Linked DNA regions of Homo sapiens: all the other regions are linked to region 1. The links are chromatin loops, found by intact Hi-C in ENCODE. Cell type or tissue: sigmoid colon. All regions are shown on one strand. Region 1 overlaps SLC26A2 (solute carrier family 26 member 2). Region 2 overlaps PPARGC1B (PPARG coactivator 1 beta). Region 3 overlaps PPARGC1B (PPARG coactivator 1 beta).

The links. Peaks named below come from ENCODE experiments on the same cell type or tissue, not always from the same donor. Only the 100,000 strongest peaks of a DNase experiment are listed, where the experiment ranks them.
Region 2: a loop joins it to region 1, with 8 times the contacts of the local background. A loop is called at or near these places in 104 of 110 quality-filtered maps.
Region 3: a loop joins it to region 1, with 3 times the contacts of the local background. A loop is called at or near these places in 25 of 110 quality-filtered maps.

Annotation. Positions count from the first base shown.
Region 1 is chr5:149,986,301-149,994,300 of GRCh38, forward strand. SLC26A2 (solute carrier family 26 member 2) reads left to right here. Exons shown (of 3, transcript NM_000112.4): 3 at 1-1,100. TIGD6 (tigger transposable element derived 6) reads right to left here. Exons shown (of 2, transcript NM_030953.4): 2 at 6,818-8,000. Among named protein-coding and RNA genes, the nearest start is that of TIGD6, 10 kb to the right of the region's middle. RefSeq lists an enhancer at 4,531-4,590. In sigmoid colon, a CTCF peak has its summit at 4,699 (motif pointing left); a DNase peak (open chromatin) is centred at 4,651; H3K27ac peaks cover 202 bases.
Region 2 is chr5:149,830,711-149,838,710 of GRCh38, forward strand. It overlaps PPARGC1B (PPARG coactivator 1 beta), which reads left to right. Exons shown (of 12, transcript NM_133263.4): 4 at 57-173; 5 at 1,946-3,068; 6 at 3,964-4,000; 7 at 4,591-4,655; 8 at 5,553-6,363. Among named protein-coding and RNA genes, the nearest start is that of MIR378A, 100 kb to the left of the region's middle. RefSeq lists an enhancer at 927-1,136. In sigmoid colon, a CTCF peak has its summit at 3,723 (motif pointing right); a DNase peak (open chromatin) is centred at 3,745.
Region 3 is chr5:149,854,346-149,862,345 of GRCh38, forward strand. PPARGC1B (PPARG coactivator 1 beta) reads left to right here. Exons shown (of 12, transcript NM_133263.4): 12 at 1-677. PDE6A (phosphodiesterase 6A) reads right to left here. Exons shown (of 22, transcript NM_000440.3): 22 at 3,608-6,626. The coding sequence ends at 6,550. Among named protein-coding and RNA genes, the nearest start is that of PDE6A, 86 kb to the right of the region's middle. In sigmoid colon, no CTCF peak of the experiment used is centred here; a DNase peak (open chromatin) is centred at 3,386; H3K27ac peaks cover 942 bases.

The sequences.
Region 1 (8,000 bases):
ATCCTGAATGCAATCATTAACTTGGTTGCTAATTACAAGAATGAAAATTATAATGGAAAAGGACAAAATAATATACCAGCTGGTTTGTTATTATAGTCCGTGTATTAAAATACTATTGAAATACGTTAAAGGTAAATTTTTAAGGTTTAAAAAAAATTTAGTAACTTACAGGGATGGAGAATTTAGATGTCAGAGGTGGGGAGATTTATTTTTATAAGGTAATTTTTATCCTGATAAGGACTTAAAAAAAAGTTTTGCAACTGAAATTTTAAAGTAAACATGTTAAGTACAGTTAAAAAGTAAGCATTGTAGTAAATAGTGGATTCTCTGGTGTGTATTTTTTATCTCAGTGTTGAAAATTGGAAAAGAATGGACTGAAGTCTAAAAACTGGAATAATGAAGGACACTAAATGCCTTTATTGTAGATACTATGTTTGTAAGTCTATAGCTAAGCAACTTAAGCCAAAAAGGTCTTTCAACTGAAGCTTTAATCAACTTATTTTGGAGATGTTCTCTTCCCTTATCTCATGCGTCATCCCTAAAATAATAAGATACATGGGATCAAATAGCCCTTGCCTTTTCAACACAAATCAGTTGGAAAATTATGGTTTGAGTCCTGTTGCTGCCATGGCTTCTGTTTCTCAGAAATGAGTGTGTATGAACATACCAATCTATGTAATAGGCTACCTTTTTTTGTCTTCTTTGGAACTTTGTACACAAACCAAGACAATATCAGGGTGACAGGTGAATGAACTTAAATTCTCAGTCTTGTCTATTCACCAAAAAAGTATACTGCCTGTTTTTTCTTTAATTATTCAAGGTTGATGACTTTTAGGAACATGTTTTATACTGTATTTTTTAATTAAAGCAAGTGCCTTGATGTAATTCCATGTAAATCATTGCTTAACCCTCTTATGGGATGAGGATGAGTTATTAATGTATTGCAGCCTACTGGAAAGGAGGGGGAGTTGGTTAATAGCAGATACTTTTCTTCTAGAAGCTTATGTTTTATGCTGTTTATTATGTAAGATCCTGTATGTGTGTTGAGATTTAGAGGTTTCATTTGTTTTGTCTGCTAATAAATTGTTACTCTAATAATACATTACTCTGTATTTAAATTATTTAAGTGCAAGGAGGGTTCTGACTAAAACACATTTAGGCCCCAGTGAGTTTTAAAATACCATCTGTTGGCCAGGCTCAGTGGCCCACACCTATAATCCCAGCATTTTGGGAGGCTCAGGCGGGTGGATCACCTGAAGTCAGGAGTTCAAGACCAGCCTGGCCAACGTGGTGAAACCCCGTCTCTACTAAAAATGCAAAAATTAGCTGGGTTTGGTGGTGCACACCTGTAGTCCCAGCTACTCAGGAGGCTGGGGCATGAGAATTGCTTGAACATGGGAGGCAGAGGTTGCAGTGAGCCGAGATCACACCACTGCACTCCAGGCTGGGTGACAGAGCGAGACTCTGTCTCAAAAAAATACATAAATAAAATAAAATATCATGTGTTAGGCTGGGCACGGTGGCTCACGCCTGTAATCCCAGCACTTTGGGAGGCTGAGGCAGGTGGATCACGAGGTCAGGAGTTCAAGACCAGCCTGGCCAAGATGGTGAAACCCCGTCTCTACTAAAAATACAAAAATTAGCCGGGCGTGGTGGCAGGCACCTGTAATCCCAGCTACTCGGGAGGCTTGCGGCAGAGCATTGCTTGAACCCAGGAGGCAGGGGTTGCAGTGAGCCAAGATCAGGCCATTGCACTCCAGCCTGGACGACAGAGCGAAACTCCATCTAAAGAAAAAAAAAATCATCTGTTACATTTGGAGAGTAATTCAGTCATTAATGTTTCCCAGTCATAACAAAAGGATCTGTCCTCGGAGAAGGACATAAAGAAATCCAATTCTTTTTCCTTTATGGTCTTGAATGAGTCACTTAAACCTTTGGTGAAGAGGGGAGGAGGACTAGATTGCTTGAGGACCCTTTCTGTTTTTTGTTTGTTTGTTTTGAGACAGGGTCTTGCCCTGTCGCTGAGGCTAGAAGTGCAGTGGCGCAATCATGGCTCACTGCAGTCTTGACCTGGGCTTAAGCAATCCTCCTGCTTCAGCCTCCTGAGCAGCTGGGGTTATAGGTGTGTGCCACTACACTCCGGCTAGTCTTTTCTATTTTTTGTAGAGACGGGGTTTTACCATGTTGCCCAGGTTGATCTTGAACTCCTGGGCTCAAGCATTCCTCCCGCCTTGGCCTTCCAAAATGCTGGGATTATAGGCGTGCGTGACTCCTATTCCATACAGTACTGGGATCAGAAAGCCCAATTTTGGATCATGTTTTACTACTATCTTAACTCTGAATTTGGGCAAGTGACCTTTGAGCCACATTTTTTTTCCATCAGTAAATAGAGGCTAACACCTTCTGATGACTGAGAGAACTAGGAGTAGATTCCTGATTGGAGCACACCATTTTGTAAGGAAATAGAGCACTACTCTCACCCTATACATGCCATGAAGCCTCTCCCAGAATGTCCTCCTCTTTATGCCTCGCTCAGTTCATGAGGGTACAGGGTTAAGGACAGTTTTTAGTCCTCCTTTTGCAGTAACCCTGAGCATTCTCCCAACCTCATTCCCACCTCACAGAGTGAAGGAGTTGAATAGTCTAAGGGTCCTTCCAGTCTTACCGTAGTGTGCACTCCTGCCTGTGAGCAGCACCTAGGATCCAGAGCCCTGTGAGGTACACTCAGTCATTCTGGAGCATCTCTGTCAGCCATCTTGGAGGGCCTCACTTCCCCATCTGTCCTTTCAGGGCTTGTGTCCTTGGCCTCTTCTCTCTTCACTTAATACCACTGCTTAAGTATTTTGTTTTCAGATCCAGTTGAGGCTGATGAAAGTATGACTCAGGGAAATAGCCACATGTGCAGGTATACACGTATAGCTCTAAAAAGGTTGGCTCATGGACTCCCATATGTTGAACACCTTGCATTATAAGCCCACTCTACATAACTTCATCCACATGTATGTCCTCAATCACCGTGCTATCTGTGGCAGCCAAAAAATATTTCTAGCCTAACCATTCTAGAACGCCAAACAGTCTATCTGTCTGTATATAAATCTCCAGGGCTGGTTGTTAACAGACAACTGCCTGGATGCCCAGAGACATCTCACATGTAACATGACCCTCAAACTTGTCTTCCTTTCTCCTGGTAACATACTTTGATCCTGGCACGACCCAGCCACTTAAGCAGAAACCTGAAATTTCATGAAATCTCCCTTTACAACTCCCACACTAAATCCATCTTACCTTGTAAATGCCTCTCAAATCCAACATGTTTTTCCTACCCCTCAGTGTTAATTATTTCTCTTCAGTACTATACCACAGCCTAACTAGTTTATCTGCTTTTCTACAATCCAACCTCCATACTAGTTATCAATTATTTTAATTAAAAAGAAGTTGACCATTGCTACTTAGGGCAAGTAGAAGGGGTCTCTAGTGCCTTTAGGATAAGTTCAAAATAAATGGTCTAACCCACAAGACTTAAAAAACTCTGCCCTTACATCTCCAGCCTTTCGTTCTACCACACATCCTTTGCTTGGCTTACCACCCACCAACCTTAGGTGCTCCCAAATGGGCCATTAAAAAAAAATACCCCAGGCCTTTATATATGCTGTTCTGCCAGGAGTTGCCTCCCAGCCCCATCTCCCTAACTCCCTACTTTTCCTTCCAGATACTTATCAAATGTCCCTTTTCCTTAGCAACATTTCCTACTGAATTCCTCTTCTCTCATTCAGGGGCTCCTTTAGGGTCCACCTCTATACTCCTGTATATCTTTGCATATCCTCTAAAATGACATTTACCACTCATAAAGAGTAAAATATATTATTTGCATATTCTCAAAAATGACATTTACCACTCACTCCCCCACGTCCCGTCTATCTCTTCTACTAAGCTTCTTGAGAGTAGGGCCATGTGCTCCATCCTTAGAGCTCCTATGACCTGCAGTGGGTTTATAAGGTTAAATAAGTTATTACTGCAAACATGGATATGTTTGTTGGGTAATTATTTCCCTAATACTGCCTCATTTCCAGAGCTTGAGTGTCTATCCACGATCAGTTACATAGCCTATGGTTTTTTGGTTTTGGGTTTTTGCCTTTTTTTGAGACAGGGTCTTGCTCTTTCACCCAGGCTGGAGTGCAGTGGCGCAATCATGGCTCACTGCAGTCTCAAACTCCTAGGCTCAAGTAATTCTTCCGCCTCAGCCTTCCGAGTAGCTGGGATTACAGGCATGAGCCACCACATCTGACTAATTTCATTTTTGTAGGAACGGGGTCTTGCTATGTTGCTCAGGCTGCTCTCAAACTCCTGGGCTCAAGCATTCCTCCTGCCTCAGCCACCCAAAGTGCTGGGATTACAGACATGAGCCACCATGCTCAGCCTGGCCTATGGTTATTAATAGGTTGGGAAAAGTCTCTAGAGAAGAGATGGTATGTAATGGAGGGGATTAGGTGGTCCCAGGCAGTTACTTCTAGGTAAATTGTTTGAACAAGTCCAACATCCTATGTCTCTTCCTTCTTTCCTTGTTGCCTTCCCTCTCAATCTGTACCACATCAGAGAAATTACAAGTGGCAGCTCCAAAGGTTTCTTCAGTTGACGCTGTCTCCCTATGTAGTCCACCTGTGCCCTCTGGTGGCCACAGTATGCTACCACATTCCACTTTAAAGATAAGTCTGGCTTCAGGTAGCATGAACAGCAGTTTAATAGGTCCACAACCTTGGAATTAAATTATCTGAGTCTACTGTGGTTTTGTATTATGATTTACTAAAAATATTAAATAATAAGTAAACAGTGCTTGAAATATAATAGACAATAAATCTTAGCTTACTTGCTTTTGAATCAGGGCCCTTATGAGTAATGGCACAGAAAACTTGAATTATCATCTATTGATTAGGCTGGTGGCTCTCAAACACTGAACCCCAAGACCTGTCAGTGGAAAAAAGGGCTGATAAGGCAGGTCCTTGACTCTAGATGATACTCATTATGTTCCAAATAGGGATGGAATGACAATAGAGTGCATTTATAGAACACTTAGTCTCAGGTACACCTTTTTATCCTCATGACAACACAATTGAGGTAGGTGCCTAGGTATAGTATGTTGGCCTACAGAGAGGATTAGTCAACTGGAGCAGAAGTGGGGTTGCCACTCAAGTGAGGTTGGAGTGACCAAAGAGGCACGGAGAAGCCACAGAAAGCCTGACGAGGGATAATATCAACCTCTTTTAGCTTAACAAAGTACCAAAAACCCCTGATATCCAATAGAATCGAAGTGTTAGCCAGTGTAAACTGAACTAAAAAATTTTCTTTTTCGGATGATTTCCATCTTCCGATGGAAGTCCAGGATCTAAATCATGATATATTAAGTAAATCAAGAATGTTAAATTTGTTATTATTATTATTATTATTATTTTAGATGGTGTTTCACTCTGTCACCCAGGCTGGAGTGCAGTGGCAACCTCCACCTCTAGGGTTCAAGTGGTTCTCCTGCCTCACTCTCCCAAGTAGCTGGTATTACAGGTGCCCACCATCATGCCCAGCTAATTTTTGTATTTTTAGTAGAGACAGGGTTTCACCATGTTGGCCAGGCTGGTCTCTAACTCCTGACCTCAGGCAAACTGCCTGCCTTGGCTTCCCAAAGTGCTGGGATGTGTGAGCCACCATGCCCGGCCAGGGATGTTAAATTTGTTTTTTTAAAAAAGCAAGTTTAAGCACATATTTACTGAACATCTACTATATGCAAAGCACTTAGACAAGCCCTTTCATACTAAAGTCTTGTGTGTATAAATGGAAGCCAACAGAAGTCCTGCAATGACTTTTTGGTGGAGGGACATGGGTTCAACTATAAATAGTATATATTCTATATACTTATCAAATTACATTATATATAATTCATTATCAAAGAACAGAGATTATAACCTGGATTGGAATTATATTTGAGGCAACTATATTCATGGAAAAATTTTGCAAACCCTTTTAAATGGAATAAAACCCTACCTTATCTCCAAGCCATTTCTAGTAGAATCAATGCTTAATACAGCTTTAAAAATAAGGTGGCTTCAACACATTGTACGTGTCTATCAATTTATACACAAATGTTTTTTGAAGTGCCTACGATGTGTCCAGCACAGTCCTAGGCACCATTAAGATTATAAAGGTTGACTGATCCCTGCTGTCATGGAACTTACAGTCTAAAGAGCCAGAGAACATCTAGAAAACATCTAAGTATTTGAGTGGTACAGACAAGAAGTTTGGAGAAGATGAGGGGAAAACAGGTGGAGTAGTTGCTGGAGTCTCCAAGAAAGCCTGGAAGAAAGAGGATTCCAGTTAGTTCCTGAATGTGTAGGGCCTAGCTTAGTAGAAAACAGGATGAGGCATTTGGGCAAGGCACACAGGCAGAAGTCGGTATGCAGTAAAAGAAAACAATGGCCTCTTCAGGGAGCATTATGTACACAGAATTGTATCGAGCTAACAAGTTGGAAATGCAGGTTGTAGTCAACTATAGAGGATACTAAAACTCAGCTGAATAGTTTTTTTTGTAGGCATTTGAAAGCCACTACAGACACTTGGGCAGGGGAAATGGTGTGATGCCAATAGATCAAACAATATGTGCAGAATGGACTGCAGGAGAAAGGTGAGGGAAGGAATTAGATACTGTGGCAGTAATCCTGACACGAGAGGATGATGACAGCAATTAAGGAGCTGACAAAGAAATACAACCACAGGACTTAGCCAGAAGAGTTTGCCTCTCCCACATGTTAAGAATTTAAAATATGTACAGTACTTTTAATTCAAATGATCATATTAGTTTATTAAAAGAAAAAATATCCAAAATAAGCTATAAAATAATCTATTTAAACATCTGCTGTTTTTCAGTGATTGTTTTGTTAATGTGGAAGCAACATTTTCTATGATTAATCTGCTGTTACCTGTTTTGACTGAGCTACTACAAAAAGAAAAATCACTGAATTGCTATGGGTTTCTGAAATATCCAAAAAATTAACCTGAAGCAGGGGGAAAAATGACATCACACCATTAGCAGGTATTGTGTGAAACTTCTAAAAATGAAACTGACATTTATCTGACTTATTAGGAATAAATACTCTCTAATGAACTCTCTAATGATCCTCTCACCCTTTCTGGAAAGTGAGAGGCACGCTGGGCTGTATGTTCTCCCCCATGATTCTGATTAACAGGATGCTCTATTATTATAACCTCCCTCCCTGGTTGTATCCATGTCTTATTAATTTTTTTTTTTTTAGAGATGGGGGTCTCGCTGTGTTGGCCAGTCTGGTCTCAAACTCCTTGCCTCAAGTGATCTTCCCAATGTGCTGGGATTACAGGCATGAGCCACCATGCCCAGCCTATGTCTTAAATGCACTGTATTTCCTTGTACTCCAGATCCCTATTAGTGAAATGCCTATTAAAACATTTCGTAAGGCCAGCATGGCAGTGTGCATCAGTAGTCCCATCTATTTGGGAGGATGGCTTGAGGCCAGGAGTTAGAGAGAGTAGTGTGTTATAATCATGCCTGTGAATAACCACTGCATTCCAGCCTAGGCAATATAACAAGACCCCATCTTTAAAAACAAACAAACAAACAAACGAACGAACAAACAGAAGTCTTGTAGTGCTTCCAGCAAATCAGCAGAAAGGAAAAAAGAGCTCTAGAGTAAGAACAGTTGATTCTTTTTTTAACAATTAGTGATGGGGGAGTATTCAGATGGCCAGCTAAAGAGAGAAGTTCTAGAACTCAGCTAGACCAGTATATTGCTTTATTTAAATTGGCTCAATATCCTATCTAAAGCTAGACCAGTGGTTTTCAAAGCATGGAGCCTGGACTGCATCAGCTGAGAATGTGTTAGAAATGCAAATTTTTGGGTCCCACCTGAGGTCTACTGTATCAAACTCTGGGGGTGGGCCTAGCAGCCTTGGGTTTTAACAAGCCTTCCAAGTGATTCTGATGT
Region 2 (8,000 bases), 160 kb before region 1:
CATGTCCTCTGGCTGTGGCTCAGCCCCGGCTCCTGTCCTCTCTGCTTTTCCCTCAGCTGCAGAAGCTCCTCCTGGCCACATCCTACCCAACATCAAGCTCTGACACCCAGAAGGAAGGGACCGCCTGGCGCCAGGCAGGCCTCAGATCTAAAAGTCAACGGCCTTGTGTTAAGGTATTTCTTCACATGCCCCCAAATCTACCCCAGGTGTCTGTTGGGGCTGCAGCCTTCAGCTCTGGTGGAGGATAGCGAGTTCAGTCAACCTCCAATATCTCTTCCCACTCCTCCCACAGCCCTTGTAGCTGGTGTCCTGGGCACTGCTTCTGGAGATCCAGCCTAGTTTAGGGTTTTCTGGAAGGAGCCCTGGACTTTCTCACACTTTAGTGTTCCAGACACTGGTAGATGTTAATGCAGCTTAGAGCAAGGATGAGGAAAGTGTGGCCAGGCTTCAGAGGACTGTATTCCAACAGTGTGACAGACCAAAATGCAAGATTGCGCTGGTTGTGGAGGCCACAGTAAATAGTTTGGATTTTTTTTCCCCCCTCAGGGAGCCCATTGGAGGGTTTAAAGCTCTGCCATAGACATCCAGGGTCAAAGAACATCCCTTTTCCTCCTTGAGCCCCATCTTCCAAGCCTAACAAGAAGAGGCGTAACAGGTGTTTTTCAAAGGGTCCTGTCCTCAAAGGCTACACACAACCCCTCCTCTTCCTGGTCCTGGACGCTTCTCCTGGGAACTGTTGCATCCAATCCTACATCCTCAGAGGCAGAATCGGGACCTCTCAGACAGCAGCTCAGTGTAGGAGCCTCTCCCTTGCTGGGGCTTCTCTGGGGAATGAGTCCCTATGCTCCCTCCCTATTTGTCCTGGCTGACCCTCCTGAAACAAAGGTCCACCCTCTCGTGCCTCATTCTGTTGAAGGGGCAGCAGCCACACCCCATTGTGAGCCAGCTGTTTGCCCTCTGGGAGCCTAAGAAGCTCCCCAGAGAGGTGAGATGCATCTGACAGCCATTGCTAGAAAGTCCCAGCACAACGATGAGTCACACTTGGGGGGAAAGCCCCAGTGTGGACAAGCGGGGCGAATAAGACTGGAGAGGTTGGCTGGTGCGAGTGCAGAGGACCTCAGACACCCAGCCATGGAGCCTCCCCTTTATCCTGTGGGCACTAGGAGCTACTGAATTTTTTGTTTTTTTAAACTTTATTGAAGTGCAATTTACATACATAAAAGCCACCTATTGTAAACAATTCTATGACTTTTAGTAAACTTATACCCATGCAATTGTGACCATTATCCAGTTTTAGAACATATCCATCATTCAGGCTGGTCGCGGTGGCTCACGCCTGTAATCCCAGCACTTTGGGAGGCTGAGGCGGGAGGATCACTTGAGCTCAGGAGTTCAAGACCAGCCTGGCCAACGTGGTGAAACCTTGTCTCTACTAAAAAATACAAAAAATTAGCCGGGTGTGGTGATGCACGCCTGTAATCCCAACTACTCGGGAGGCTGAGGCAGGAGAATCGCTTGAACCTGGGAAGCAGAGGTTGCAGTGGGCCGAGATCGATGAATCCCCCAGTGCTCATTTGTAGCAAGTCCTTCCTACGCCCAGCTCCAGGCTACCATGAACCTACTGCCCGGCTCTTGGCTGAGGGGTACGGAGCAGGGAGGCGGAATGGTCAGAGTGGGGCTTTGTCAGTGAATCTGGAAGGGTCTGCAGGGGCGAAATTCCATGGCTGGGAGAGCTGTTAGGAGGCTGGTCTTTCCTTCATTCCTCATCCACTGAGCACAGCCAGGTGCCCGGCTCTGTGTGGGAAGCTGGGGACGGAATGAAGGAAACCTGGCTGTTCCTATGATCCAGGTGAGACACAATGGGCCAGCCAGTGACCATGCGGATGAGACACATGGGAGGAGTGTTTGGGCCTCCTTCCTCACTCTGGCCTCTCTCCCTCTCTAGGCGGACAGCACCCAAGACAAGAAGGCTCCCATGATGCAGTCTCAGAGCCGAAGTTGTACAGAACTACATAAGCACCTCACCTCGGCACAGTGCTGCCTGCAGGATCGGGGTCTGCAGCCACCATGCCTCCAGAGTCCCCGGCTCCCTGCCAAGGAGGACAAGGAGCCGGGTGAGGACTGCCCGAGCCCCCAGCCAGCTCCAGCCTCTCCCCGGGACTCCCTAGCTCTGGGCAGGGCAGACCCCGGTGCCCCGGTTTCCCAGGAAGACATGCAGGCGATGGTGCAACTCATACGCTACATGCACACCTACTGCCTCCCCCAGAGGAAGCTGCCCCCACAGACCCCTGAGCCACTCCCCAAGGCCTGCAGCAACCCCTCCCAGCAGGTCAGATCCCGGCCCTGGTCCCGGCACCACTCCAAAGCCTCCTGGGCTGAGTTCTCCATTCTGAGGGAACTTCTGGCTCAAGACGTGCTCTGTGATGTCAGCAAACCCTACCGTCTGGCCACGCCTGTTTATGCCTCCCTCACACCTCGGTCAAGGCCCAGGCCCCCCAAAGACAGTCAGGCCTCCCCTGGTCGCCCGTCCTCGGTGGAGGAGGTAAGGATCGCAGCTTCACCCAAGAGCACCGGGCCCAGACCAAGCCTGCGCCCACTGCGGCTGGAGGTGAAAAGGGAGGTCCGCCGGCCTGCCAGACTGCAGCAGCAGGAGGAGGAAGACGAGGAAGAAGAGGAGGAGGAAGAGGAAGAAGAAAAAGAGGAGGAGGAGGAGTGGGGCAGGAAAAGGCCAGGCCGAGGCCTGCCATGGACGAAGCTGGGGAGGAAGCTGGAGAGCTCTGTGTGCCCCGTGCGGCGTTCTCGGAGACTGAACCCTGAGCTGGGCCCCTGGCTGACATTTGCAGATGAGCCGCTGGTCCCCTCGGAGCCCCAAGGTGCTCTGCCCTCACTGTGCCTGGCTCCCAAGGCCTACGACGTAGAGCGGGAGCTGGGCAGCCCCACGGACGAGGACAGTGGCCAAGACCAGCAGCTCCTACGGGGACCCCAGATCCCTGCCCTGGAGAGCCCCTGTGAGAGTGGGTGTGGGGACATGGATGAGGACCCCAGCTGCCCGCAGCTCCCTCCCAGAGGTAGTCAGAGTTGGTGGTCTGCGAAGTGGGGGCAGGGATGGGGTGCAGCATGCCCCTCTGCACTGGGAGCCAGGAGCCCTGTGTTCAAGTCCCCGTCCCCCAACAAAGTGTTATATGGGTTTGGACAAGTCCCTTCCCCTCCCTGGCTTTCAGCTTTTCTTTGGGCTAGTTGGAGCAGATCTTCAGAAGAACACCTATGCATCTCTGAGTTTTTCATCTTGCATGGGCAAGGTGCCACTTAATGAATTAAGCAGGCAGTCAAAAAGTAAACAGAAAAGGAGGATAATTACAAAATTGCAATAGGTACTGTAAAGAAGACTCACTGGGGATGATGTGACAGAAGCGTAAGGCTATAAGTTCAGCTCCACAATGCAGCTAGAGTTTTAAATGCTGCTAATAGCAGTAATGATAACAACAGTTAGCCACTGTATACTTACCGTGCTGGCACTGGTCTCAGATGAACAGATTGTCCCTATTGAGTCCTCACAAGAAGGCTCTCTGGTAGGGACTGTCATCGTCTCCATTTTATGATACAGAAACTCAGGCACAGAGCTACTTAATGATGAGCCCTATGCAGGGCTGTCTGTCCAGAGCTCACAGCAGTGGGACTTAGAGTCAAGTTCTTCCTCACTGTGCTACACGTTTAGCCAGAAGGGGTCACTCTTGCACCTGTTTGTACTTTCTGCAAAATCAAGTCGCTCTCCCAGCTGAGACTAGGATGGAAGGTGGATTTGAGTTGTTCTGCCCTTCTCTAAAAGTGGCAGAGGTGTTTGGTCACCTGCCCAAAGGGCAGCTGTGCTTGGCACCAGTGGAGGCCTAGGGTCTCCTCCAGAGGGGAAACATCTGCTAGTGATACCATATTGGGGAATCTTATTTTTCTGTGTCTTCTTTTCAGACTCTCCCAGGTGCCTCATGCTGGCCTTGTCACAAAGGTAGATTTTTAGAAATTATTGGTGTATTGTTCCATGAGATTTTGTCTTGTTGGATGTGTGTGTTGGTGGTGATGGGGGATTCATCAGCGCCCACCCCTGGCCCCGGCCCCACACCCTGTGCCCTGATTGTCATCTGGGACCCTCAGGAGCTGGGCTCCTTTAGAAGGGAGTTGGTGTTTAGAAACTGACTTTTGCAGGCCAGAGGAAAGGCCTCAGGCCATTTCATAACCTGTCCTCTTGGGGGCCCTGAAAAGAGTTCTTTTCTGACAGTGCCCTGTGGCTTTCAGCAAGTCCGTTCCTCCTTCTGGGCCTCGGTTGCTCCCTCTATAAAATAAGGAGGCTGACAACACTTGTCCTCTATTTACCCTCCAGTGAACCTTGCCTGTGTCTCCTAAAAGAGCTGTGCAGCTTGAATTCCTCTAACAGCCGGGATGGGGTTTCCCCCAGAGCGAATGCATCTCAGGCTCCATTTCCATGGGCAGTGGAACCAGGGCCTGTCACAGCACTCCCTGCGACCCTTTCATGGGCGGGGAGGTGGATGCCTGCTGCTGACTTGCTTCTTTCCTTTCTGTCCTCCCTGCCTCCACCAGCGACCCAACTTTTGGCAAGAAGAGCTTTGAGCAGACCTTGACAGTGGAGCTCTGTGGCACAGCAGGTGAGCCAGGGGGCTTCCACTGGCAGGTGCCTTCAGGAAAACACCCGTGCATCTCTGAGTTTTTCATCATGCATGGGCAAGGTGCCACGCAATGAACGATGCGCAAGATGCCTGCCTTCACGGGGCTTATGTTATAGGCAGTCAAAAAGCAAACAGAAAAGGAAGATCATTACAAATTGCAATAGGTACCATAAAGAAGACTCACTGGGAATGAACCAGCATTACAGGCGTGAGCCACCGCACCCAGCCCAGGTGGGCAGTTTTATCTGCGGTGCCTGCCCCCTCTCCGTCATGGGAAACACCAGAGGCATATGAGAGGTATAGTTGGGAGGGTTTGTTGAACGATTGGACGTAGATCAGGAAGAGGTATTTGGATGACTGGGAGGTTCCAGCTGCCATTAGTAGGTCACAGAAGGGATGGCAAATGGATTTCATCACATGCCAACTCCAAAGAATTGGAGGATTCCCAGCCTACCTCCAGGCTCAGCCAGCAGTGCAGTGATCAGTTAGTGATGTCTGCCATCCACTGGGTTGGGGGAGTAAAGGCACTTGGCCATTTTATTGCCATCCCAAACTAGGGTCTTTTTTTTTTCTTTTTTTTTTTTTTTTTGAGACATAGTCTTACTATGTTGTCCAGGCTGGAGTGCAGTGGCACGATCTTGGCTCACTGCACCAACAAGCCTGTTTAATTTTTTTGTATTTTAGTAGAGACATGATTTCACCGTGTTGGCCAGGCTGGTCTCGAGCTCCTGGCCTCAAGTAATCCACCCACCTCACCCTCCCAAAATGTTGGGATTATAGGTGTGAGCTACCAGGCTTGGCCCCAAACTTAGGGTCTTAGTGTCCCTTGGAGAAGTGATCTGTCTTTATCTTACCTTTCTCCTCTTCCTCGGGCAGGACTCACCCCACCCACCACACCACCGTACAAGCCCACAGAGGAGGATCCCTTCAAACCAGACATCAAGCATAGTCTAGGCAAAGAAATAGCTCTCAGCCTCCCCTCCCCTGAGGGCCTCTCACTCAAGGCCACCCCAGGGGCTGCCCACAAGCTGCCAAAGAAGCACCCAGAGCGAAGTGAGCTCCTGTCCCACCTGCGACATGCCACAGCCCAGCCAGCCTCCCAGGCTGGCCAGAAGCGTCCCTTCTCCTGTTCCTTTGGAGACCATGACTACTGCCAGGTGCTCCGACCAGAAGGCGTCCTGCAAAGGAAGGTGCTGAGGTCCTGGGAGCCGTCTGGGGTTCACCTTGAGGACTGGCCCCAGCAGGGTGCCCCTTGGGCTGAGGCACAGGCCCCTGGCAGGGAGGAAGACAGAAGCTGTGATGCTGGCGCCCCACCCAAGGACAGCACGCTGCTGAGAGACCATGAGATCCGTGCCAGCCTCACCAAACACTTTGGGCTGCTGGAGACCGCCCTGGAGGAGGAAGACCTGGCCTCCTGCAAGAGCCCTGAGTATGACACTGTCTTTGAAGACAGCAGCAGCAGCAGCGGCGAGAGCAGCTTCCTCCCAGAGGAGGAAGAGGAAGAAGGGGAGGAGGAGGAGGAGGACGATGAAGAAGAGGACTCAGGGGTCAGCCCCACTTGCTCTGACCACTGCCCCTACCAGAGCCCACCAAGCAAGGCCAACCGGCAGCTCTGTTCCCGCAGCCGCTCAAGCTCTGGCTCTTCACCCTGCCACTCCTGGTCACCAGCCACTCGAAGGAACTTCAGGTATGAACAGGGGGCTGCAGGAGAGGCAGCGGGCAGTGGAGGATCCCAGTTCCCGGGGAGCCAGGAGCCCCAGGAGGGAGGATCCCTGGGAAGCTTGCTCTGAAACTGAGGCTGCATCTCCCAGTGTGGCCCATGTCTTGGTCAGGAGCCTTGAAGGTGGTCTTCTGGGGCAGTTGTGGGTGAGTTCTGGAGGCAGGCACAGCCTGGTCTGTGAAATCGAGAGTGTCCCAAACATCCTGGCCTCCAGAAAGAAAGAAAACCCACTCCTGGCTATTTGTGGGCTTACGTCTATAAAGGAACTTGTCCCTTATCCATTTGTACTTTTTGCTTTTATGTTTGTAAAATGGATAAGTTTTTGTGCAAACATACCTGCCCCAACAGTTTGAATTCTAGGGATGTTTATAAGTAAAAGAAAGATTAGTGTAATTCTAATCTGTGCTCTGGAAAATACCTGGACATAAAGCATTGATAAGGTTTCTGGGTCATGCTGAGTTGTGCTGTGGCTTTCACCAGTTGGCTGCCCCTCGAAGGGCTTTGACCTCAGTGGAGGGATGATGCCTCATGAGCCCGCTTGCTCGTATCATCCTCGCTCGCTGAACCAGACTGGAGAAGAAGCCAGTCCAAAAGTCAGCTGGGGAGCTGGGCAGAAAAAATGGAGGTTTGGCAGATTCAGAGGGTACTGGTTGCTCCTCTCTGATCACAGTGGGTCCTGATTCTCCCTGGGGAAGGCTTGAGGACAGTCAGTGTCATCATCCCCAGCCCTGTGTTGAGGTGAAGCTGAGTGGCCACTAGATGCTGCTCTTGGGCTAGAGCCCAGCTGCCGAATCCGCTGCAGGATTTGTTGCGCCTCCACTGGCCGGCCCACACCCGGGTGTCTGATCTGTAGGTCTGGGGTGGGGCAGGGGCAGGGGCAGGGGCAGGGATTGGCGTTTCCAACAAGTCCCCAGGTGATGATGATGACATTGCTAGAGTATCATACTCTGAGACCAGAATTTAGGTCTTGCGAAGATACCTCTTCTTCCCTTCTAAAGGGACTAGCAAAAAAAAATTTTTTTTTGTTAAATAAAATGTAAAAAGACTTCAGCTTTATGTTTATACATCTACAACAAGTGTTCTTAACTGTTTGAAAACCTGATTAAAGCAAAGGCCCATCTCCATATTAAAATGTGCATACACATCTAACTGGGCATTCAATTTTAGGGGGTTTGTGGGCTCCCCGCAAACTTGTTAAGAAGCCCTAAATTTTTTGTTCCTCAAAGTGAGGTCCGCAGCAATTTCTCCAGCAAGCCCTTACTGTAGAAGCTAGGATTCGTCAGTCACAGCTGCGTTCTGCCGACTTCGCTGAGCCTCTCTTTCTGGCTCCATTCTTTCCCGGGGGTAGCTTCTGCCCTACAGTGGTCCAATGTCAAAGGTTTGGCTTCAGCCTTGCTTTGCTGTGAGCTAAAGCACTCCATCTCCACATTAGGCAGTTGCCCAGGTTCTCTTCATGTTGAAATACATCCCCCAAGCTGGAGCTTCCCTGGTCTCCTTTCTCTCCTGCCCAGCTCAGAGGTGTTTGGGCTGGGCCTGCATTCATAGAATTGCCTGGGAAGAGTCGAGAACTTCTCTAGAAACCCCCATGGATTTTCCTTTTTCTC
Region 3 (8,000 bases), 130 kb before region 1:
TCTGTGCACACATACACACGTCTGTGCCTGTGTGTGTGTGTTTGTGTGTGTGTGTGTGTGTGGAATTACATTGATGCATTTATTGAGAAAGGTGCAAGAATTTCACCTACACAGAGGGACACATCTGCTTTGTTATTTATAATAGAAAGCTAAATTTTAATTTTTTAAAGGACACTGCTAATGATTGAGAATCAAGTTTTTAGTTTTGCTATTTTTTTTAATTGGTAGAGGATTTTTATATATTTTTTCCATTTTGTTGGGTTGTGTCCTTATTTATATAAATACTTTATCCGTAAGAGGCAAGGAGGAAACCTTCTTTGCTTTTACATATTGTGGTTGTCATCGTCCCTATTTTATTTCTGGTGTGATTTCTCTGTCTTACCTTCTAAATGAGAAAATGTTTTCTTGTATTTGTACATTGTCAGATTCTATAGTTTCCTAGATAATTTAACCAAATTGCTCTATGTATTATTATTCTGTGAGTATAAAGTTCTATTTTAATGTCTGTAAATACTTCAGAACTGGCTTCTTTTCTCAAACTCCCACTGTGGGGTTATTGTTTACATCACAGAAACTGTAGAATCTCTATGCTCATGTACTGTAAATAGTGAAGTGATCTGCTTATAAATAAACTTAACAAATACACTATGGAGATTAAAAACAAAATACCACCCACAGCTTTGCCCATGTGTGTTTTTCCTTGTTGGTCCTGGGAGCTCATTGAGGGACACTCTGACCACTAAATGGGGAAGAGATTTCAGTTTTCAGCGTCACCTTCTCAGATAAGACCCCGGATGATGTCTGCTCCTCACCTCACCACACTTCTCCCTCCTTCAGAGCACTTTTCACAGTTCATAATATCCATTCGTGCCAGGCACAGGGGCTGAGGTGGGGGATCACTTGAGCCCAGGAGTTCAAGGCCAGCCTGGGCAACATAGTGAGACCCCCATCTCTGAAAAAGTAAAGTAAATAAAATATAATAAATAAATAAAATAACCATTCAGACTCATCTCACATAACAGCTGTTCCATGAACGACTTTTTGCCCTGACTTTTATAAAGCTATACCACTTTCTGAACAAAGACTTCCTTGTTTTGGTATATCAACTTTCACATAAGCACATTGAATAAATGCACTGTAGGAGGTATTTTGGCATTGTGGTTCCAGGCAAAACACTCATCAATTTGTAATTACAAAATGGTTTCTGGTCAGAGGATCTCATAGAGAGCAGGCCTGCATTGTGTGCGGTAATTGAATGAGCTCAGAACATTTTCCTTTGTGTACTTCCAGCAAGTAGGGTGAGGAAGTGGCATCTTCCAAGACTCTCAGTTGCGTGCCTGTGTGTTATTTCCTCACGTCTCAAAGGGGTTAGCCTGTATTTTGCCCTAAAGCTGTTTTTTGTGCTTTAACTTTATTTTTAAATGCCAGACACCCATAAGCCCCAAAGGGTTGAAACACTGGCAAAGAGAATTATATATAAACAAGAACAGGCTGGGCGCGGTGGCTCGCATCTGTAATCCCAGCACTTTGGGAGGCTGAGGCGGGCGGATCACCTGAGGTTAGGAGTTCGAGACTAGCCTGGCCAACGTGGTGAAACCCCATCTCTACTAACAATACAAAAATTAGCCCGGCGTGGTGAGGGGCGCCTGTAATCCCAGCTACTCGGGAGGCTGAGGCAGGAGAATCGCTTGAACCCGGGAGGCGGAGGTTGCAGTGAGCCAAGGTCGTGGCAACAGAGCCTGGGCAACAGAGCAAGACTCCATCTCAAAATAAATAAATAAAATAAGAACAGGTGCAATGAATGATTACATTTTATGTTATGTGCAAACTATTTTCAGGTTGCTATTTATTACATAAACTCATACAAACTCATACATATATTCTCCTTGTTCAGGTGATTTATTTTCCCCATCTGTAAAGATTGTTTGGATTTCTTTGATTGCAAGGGAACACATCATGATTTTTTCCCATTAAAATTAATAGGAACGTTTCCACTTAGGGGCAGAGTTCTCTGGTGTGATGAGAATATGTGTGTGATTGAGGGCTCAGTACCTGTTGCCCATCTGTTGTAAGCTTCAGGAGAACAGGCCTGCCTTTCCGTTCACTGCAGGGCACTGGCCCCATCAGTCAGGAATTCCTGAGTAGATCCTACCCGTAGTGCAAGGAATAGGATGGCAGATGCAGAGCCTCAAGACCTGCCTTTGGGACCCATCTCTGCCACTTCTGTATTGTGTGAATTGGGCAGACCACCTCCTTGGTCCCTGGTTTTCCCAAATATGAAACAATTTGCTTAGCTGAACTCAAAGGTCCTTTATGTTCTTATGTTCTTTAAAAACAACAATAAAACCTGATTTGCAGAAGCAGTATGGTACAAGGAAAATGCTTACAAGCTGGGGTTCTGGGGTTCTGGTGTCAAGCTGCTTGGCTTTTTTTTTTTTTTTTTGTGATGGAGTCTCGCTCTTGTTGCCCAGCTGGAGTGCAATGGTGCAATCTCGGCTCACTGGAACCTCTGCCTCCTGGATTCAAATGATTCTCCTGCCTCAGCCTCCCAAGTAGCTGGGATTACAGGCACCCGCCACCACACCCAGCTAATTTTTGTATTTTTAGTAGAGACAGGGTTTCCACCATGTTCGCCAGACTGGTCTCAAACTCCTGACCTTAGTTGATCCATCCACCTCGGCCTCCCAAAGTGCTGGGATTACAGGCATTGAGCCACCACGCCTGGCCTAAGCTGCTTGGCTTTGAAACTTGGCTCTACCGCTTATCAGCTAGGTGTCCTCGGGCAGGTTTTCTAACCTCTCTAAGTCTGCTCCTCACCATGTGATAAATGGAGCTAGTAACAGTTTCTCCCTTGGAGTATTGTTGTTAGGATGAAATTAGATCGTGCACAGTACCTAGGACATGGTAAGTACTTAATCAGCATCAGCTGTGATCCTCATTCAGCTCAGTCTCATTTGGTGCTAACCATAGTCCTCTGAGAGAGGCACTGCAAGGATCTTGACCTTTTTTTGACAGATTGGGAAGGCTGGGAAGTGGAGCAGAAGGAACCTGCCGAAGGGACTCAGAAACATGGCAGCAGAGTCAGGACCAGCAACATCAATGCCCGTGTGTTCCTGAGTGACACTTATTTCTCCTTGCTACTCTGCCATGTAACCACCAAACGTGATGTTCTTAGGACAGGCCTCTGCTTAAAGACCACTGCTATCAGGGTGTGCATTGCAGCAGGGCAGAACATCTAGTTTGGGAGTTTAAAGATGCAAGTTCCAGACCCAGTTCTCTATTGACATCACCACCTGCAAACATGAGCAGGGCCCATGCGTCAGGAGCCCAGATTGATCTACTGTGGAGGCCACCAGGATGTGGCTGCCCTGTACACTATGTTCTCTGTGATCCTGGGCATCTCCTGGAGGGAAGCCAGGGAACTGTGCCAGGAACTTGGCCCAGCCCCGTCTTCTCACTGGCCTTCAATTTCCTCATGTGTCTAAAAAGAGAGATTACAGTAGATGAGTGGTTTACCGTTTGGGGAAACCATGTGGCTCCCTCTCCTCAAAGCAACTGTTTTAATATATTAGTTTCTGCATAACATTCAGTGTGGAAGGAAGAAAAGTTCTAGAGCTAATGTCCATTTATTAGAATGAGACAGAGGAATGTGTTACATGCGGCCACAAAGAAACAAACAGATAAATACAGAATGTGGGAAAACTGACTCTGTTTCTGCAAGGTGATGACAATGGAAAAAAGGAAGGAGTACTTTGTAGATTAAAAGAGACTTCAGAAACTTAACCATGGCTATGTGAGGTGATGGATATATTAATTAGCTTAATTATGGTAACCATTTCACAATGTATATCAAAACATCACAGTGTATACCTTAAATATGTATACTTTTTATTTGCTAATTATACCTCCATAAAGCTGGTGGTGGGGGGGGAACGATAGAGAAGGAAAAAAAATCAAGATTTGGACAAGTGTAACAAATTGACTTGCAAATTTTTAGCATGTTATTGCCATTTTCAACTTCTGGTTTATTTGTGCTGTTTTCAACATCAGTTACTATGGTATGAATGCTGATCAGGCCAGTGCATTCCGCTAGGTATTGCATACTTGCCAGAACATACTTAGATTCGGTTTAAAAGAAATAAGTCCTGGCCAGGTGCAGTGGCTCACGCCTGTAATCCCAACACTTTGGGAGGCTGAGGCAGGAGGATTGCTTGAAGTCAGGAGTTTGAGGCCAGCCTGGGCAACAGAATGAGACCCCATGTCTACAAAGATAGGTTTTAAAAAATTAGCTGGGCATGGTGGTGCATGCCTGTGGTCACCGCTGCTTGGTAAGCTGAGATGGAGGATTGCTTGAGCCCGGGCAGCTGGGGCTCCAGTGAGCTATGGTCATACCACTGCACTCCAGCCTGGGCGACAGAGTGAGACCTCGTCATGAAAGATAGAGAAAGAGAGAAATTCTATCTGCCACATCTTTTTTTTTTCTTTTTTTTTTTTTTGAGACGGAGTCTTGCTCTTGTTGCCCAGGCTGGAGTGCAGTGGCATGATCTCAGCTCACTGCAACCTTCGCCTCCCAGGTTCAAGCGATTCTCCTGCCTCAGCCTCCTGAGTAGCTGGGATTACAGGTGCACACCACCACACCCAGCTAATTTTTGTATTTTTAGTAGAGATGGGGTTTCACCATGTTGGCCAGGCTGGTCTTGAACTCCTGACCTCAGGTGATCCACCCACCTTGGCCTCCCAAAGTGCTGGAATTACAGGCGTGAGCCACCGCGCCCGGCCAACATCTATCTTTTTAAACCAACAGAATGCCTGCTAATTTAAGAAACAGAAGTTCTGGAATTGAGAATAATCTGACTTAATTTATACTCTGTGAAATCAATGAAAAATCCAAGAATAAAAAGTACATCTTCTTTTTTCTAAAAACCAACAAAAAGAAACAACTAAATTCAATATGTGAATTTGTTTGGATCAGATTCAGGCAAGCCAACCATTGAAAACGTTCATGAGAATGAAGGAAGGTTGATTAAGGGCTGGCATCACAAGTTGGGTGTCCCAGAAAGCAGACTCTAAAATGGACTTAGTCTGCAGGATGCTTATTAAGCAGTGCCCTGGGGACCGATGCTTGGGGAAGGGAAGGAAATAGGAGTGGGCAGAGGGAGAAGTCGAGTTGGGATGTGAGCCCAGCGACAGCCTTAGTGGACCCCACGAGGAGTCGTGGAGCTGGAACAGCCCTGCACAGTTATCCCATGCTCAGCCAAGATGGCCAGGCCTCTCCACCTGGCATGGATCAGTCATTGGGTGTAGGCCACCCTGGGGAAGGCTGCAGTAACACCTGATGGGGTTGATACTAAGGGTCTGTCAACAGCACTCAAAGCTGGTGGGGTCCCAAGTCCTTTGCTGAAGCTTGGGGTCTGTGCAGCCCATCAAAGCATAGATCACAGCTGGGTATTAGGCAGGCATTGGTTGCATGGGCCAGTGATGTGGTTATGTTAGAAAACATACTTATTTCTTTAAAGATGAGATAGTAGAGGTGTGAAATGATATGTTTGGGATTTGCCTTTTCTTTTGCTTTTGTTTGAGTCAGAGTCTCGCTCGGTCGCCCAAGCTGGAGTGCAGTAGCATGATCTCAGCTCACTGCAACTTCCGCCTCCTGGGTTCAAGAGATCCTCTCACCTCTGCCTCCCAGGTAGCTGAGACTACAGGTGAGTGCTAATTTTTGTATTTTTTGTAGAGACAGGGTTTTGCCATTTTGCTCAGGTTGGTCTCAGACTCCTGGGCTCATGCAGTCTGCCCACCTCAGCCTCCTGAAGTGCTGGGATTACAGGTGTGAGCCACCACGCCTGGCCAGGATTTGCCTTTAAACACTTCAGGTAAGAAAAAAAATTGAAAAGAAAATGTAAAAAGGACAGACGAAATGCATGTAGCAAAATCTTGATATTGGAATCTGGGTGATGGGTATGTGGGGATTCAACGTACAATTCTCTACTTTTGAAAATGATTGAAAATTTTTACAATACATTAACTGAAAGTATAAGAACAAAAATGATTCTAAGCAAGCCAGTGAATCTGGCATTAATTAAATGTAATTAAATGTTTAACTGATGTCTATGAAAGCTAGAATATTGGTTTTAGCTCAATAGGCAGTTCTCAAGACTAAAAGAATGTTTAAAAGCCACTGGATAAGGTATAAGCCAAGCTTGTTCAACCCACGGCCCGTGGGCCACATGCAGCCCAGGACGGCTTTGAATGCGGCCCAACACAAATTCATAAACTTTCTTAAAACATTATGAAATTTTTTTTTTTGGCGATTTTTTTTTTTAAGTTCAACAGCTATCATTAGTGTTACTGTATTTTATGTGTGACCCAAGACAATTCTTCCAATGTGGCCCAGGGAAGCCAAAAGATTGAACAGTCCTGGAAGCTAAATTCTCTAACAGCTTTCAAATCCTATGACTCTTCTACTTCTCAAGGTGTGTGGTCTTCCACTGGCTTGAGTCATCTCTTCCCAGGAAAGGGTGGTGCCGTCCAGCCAGCACATCCCCAGTGGTGTTACTGGATGCAGCAGGACTTGGATGTAGTTGCACCCCCTGGGCTGGGGTTTCCCCCCGGCTGATTTCCTGCGGCTGCTGCAATGAAACAGGAAAAAGAACACACCAGGTGACAAGAGGCTGCAGTGGGCTTCCCCTTTGACCTAATTTGGACCAAGAGTTGCAAACTCAAAGGCTTTCAGTGGCCAACAGATAACAACACATGCAGAAGGCAAACCAGGTGTGAGGAGAATCACGGAAACAGAACATTTCTCTAAGAAAAATAGCAGCACGAGGATGATGATAAGTGAGAACCAGTACTCGGCACCAATGTCTGGGAGACCAGGGGAGCTGTGAACATGACAAACTAGAGACAGCCTCTGTCTCATCTAAAGGGGGCAGTTGCCACTCGGCTTCAGCCAATTGTTGTCATGCAAAAATGATAGACTGGTGTGGCCAGATCTTACCTTTTTACTCTTTTAGAAAGAAAAGCTGGGCCAGGCACAGGGCTCACGCCTGTAATCCCAACACTTCAGGAGGCTGAGGCAGGAAAATCACTTGAGCCCAAGAGTTGGAGGCCAACCTGGGCAACATAGCAAGACCTGGTTTCTACAAAAAAATACAAAAATTGGCCAGGCATGGTTGCATACACCTGAAGTCCCAGCTGCTAGGGAAGCTGAGGTGGGAGGATCGCTTGAGGCCGGGAATTTGAGGCTGCAGTGAGCTATGATCGTGCCACTGCGCTCCAGCCTGGGCAACAAAGCAAGACTCTATCTCCAAAAAAGAAAGAAAAAGAGGCTGTAAATCTGGATTTTTTAAATCTTAAATATTCCAATTTTAAAATGTGGCCCAAAAATTCACATTTAAAAAAATGTTGGTACTGATTCTCTAGCTATAAGAAAAAAAAGAAGGAGAAAAAAATGTAAGCCAAATCTGTATTTTTTTATCTGAAGGCCACAAATTTGCACTGATTTACTACTTGCCCAAAAGACAATTTGTACAAATTAGAAAAATGCACTTATTTCCCAGGATACCTCACTGCCATTTTTCTGGAAAATCAAAATAGCTATACACATCTGTGATGTACAGGACACTCCCCGGAGTTGTGCAAAGCATAAACTACAAAACTCTAAGTGGCCCCTACATTTGCAGCTGCCCATTTAGAATCAACCCACGCTGCCCAGAGCAGAGCTGAGGCCCTGACATTTTCCATGTGTAAGAGCCATGGGTGAAGAGGGATGGGTGTGCAAAGGAGGGCAGTCAGGGTGAGGGAGGGACAAGATGCCATGTCCTGTGAGGAAACAGATCACACAATCAGTAAAAGAAATGACTTGGGGGAGGGGCAGTGCTGTCAGTAGTAAAGAGTTAGAACAAACAAATCCCATTTGATTCTGAAGGCAGAACCATGACCACTAAGTGGAAGCTTCAACAAGGAACAATTTGAGTTCTAGGAAGACCTTTCTAATAGTGGTA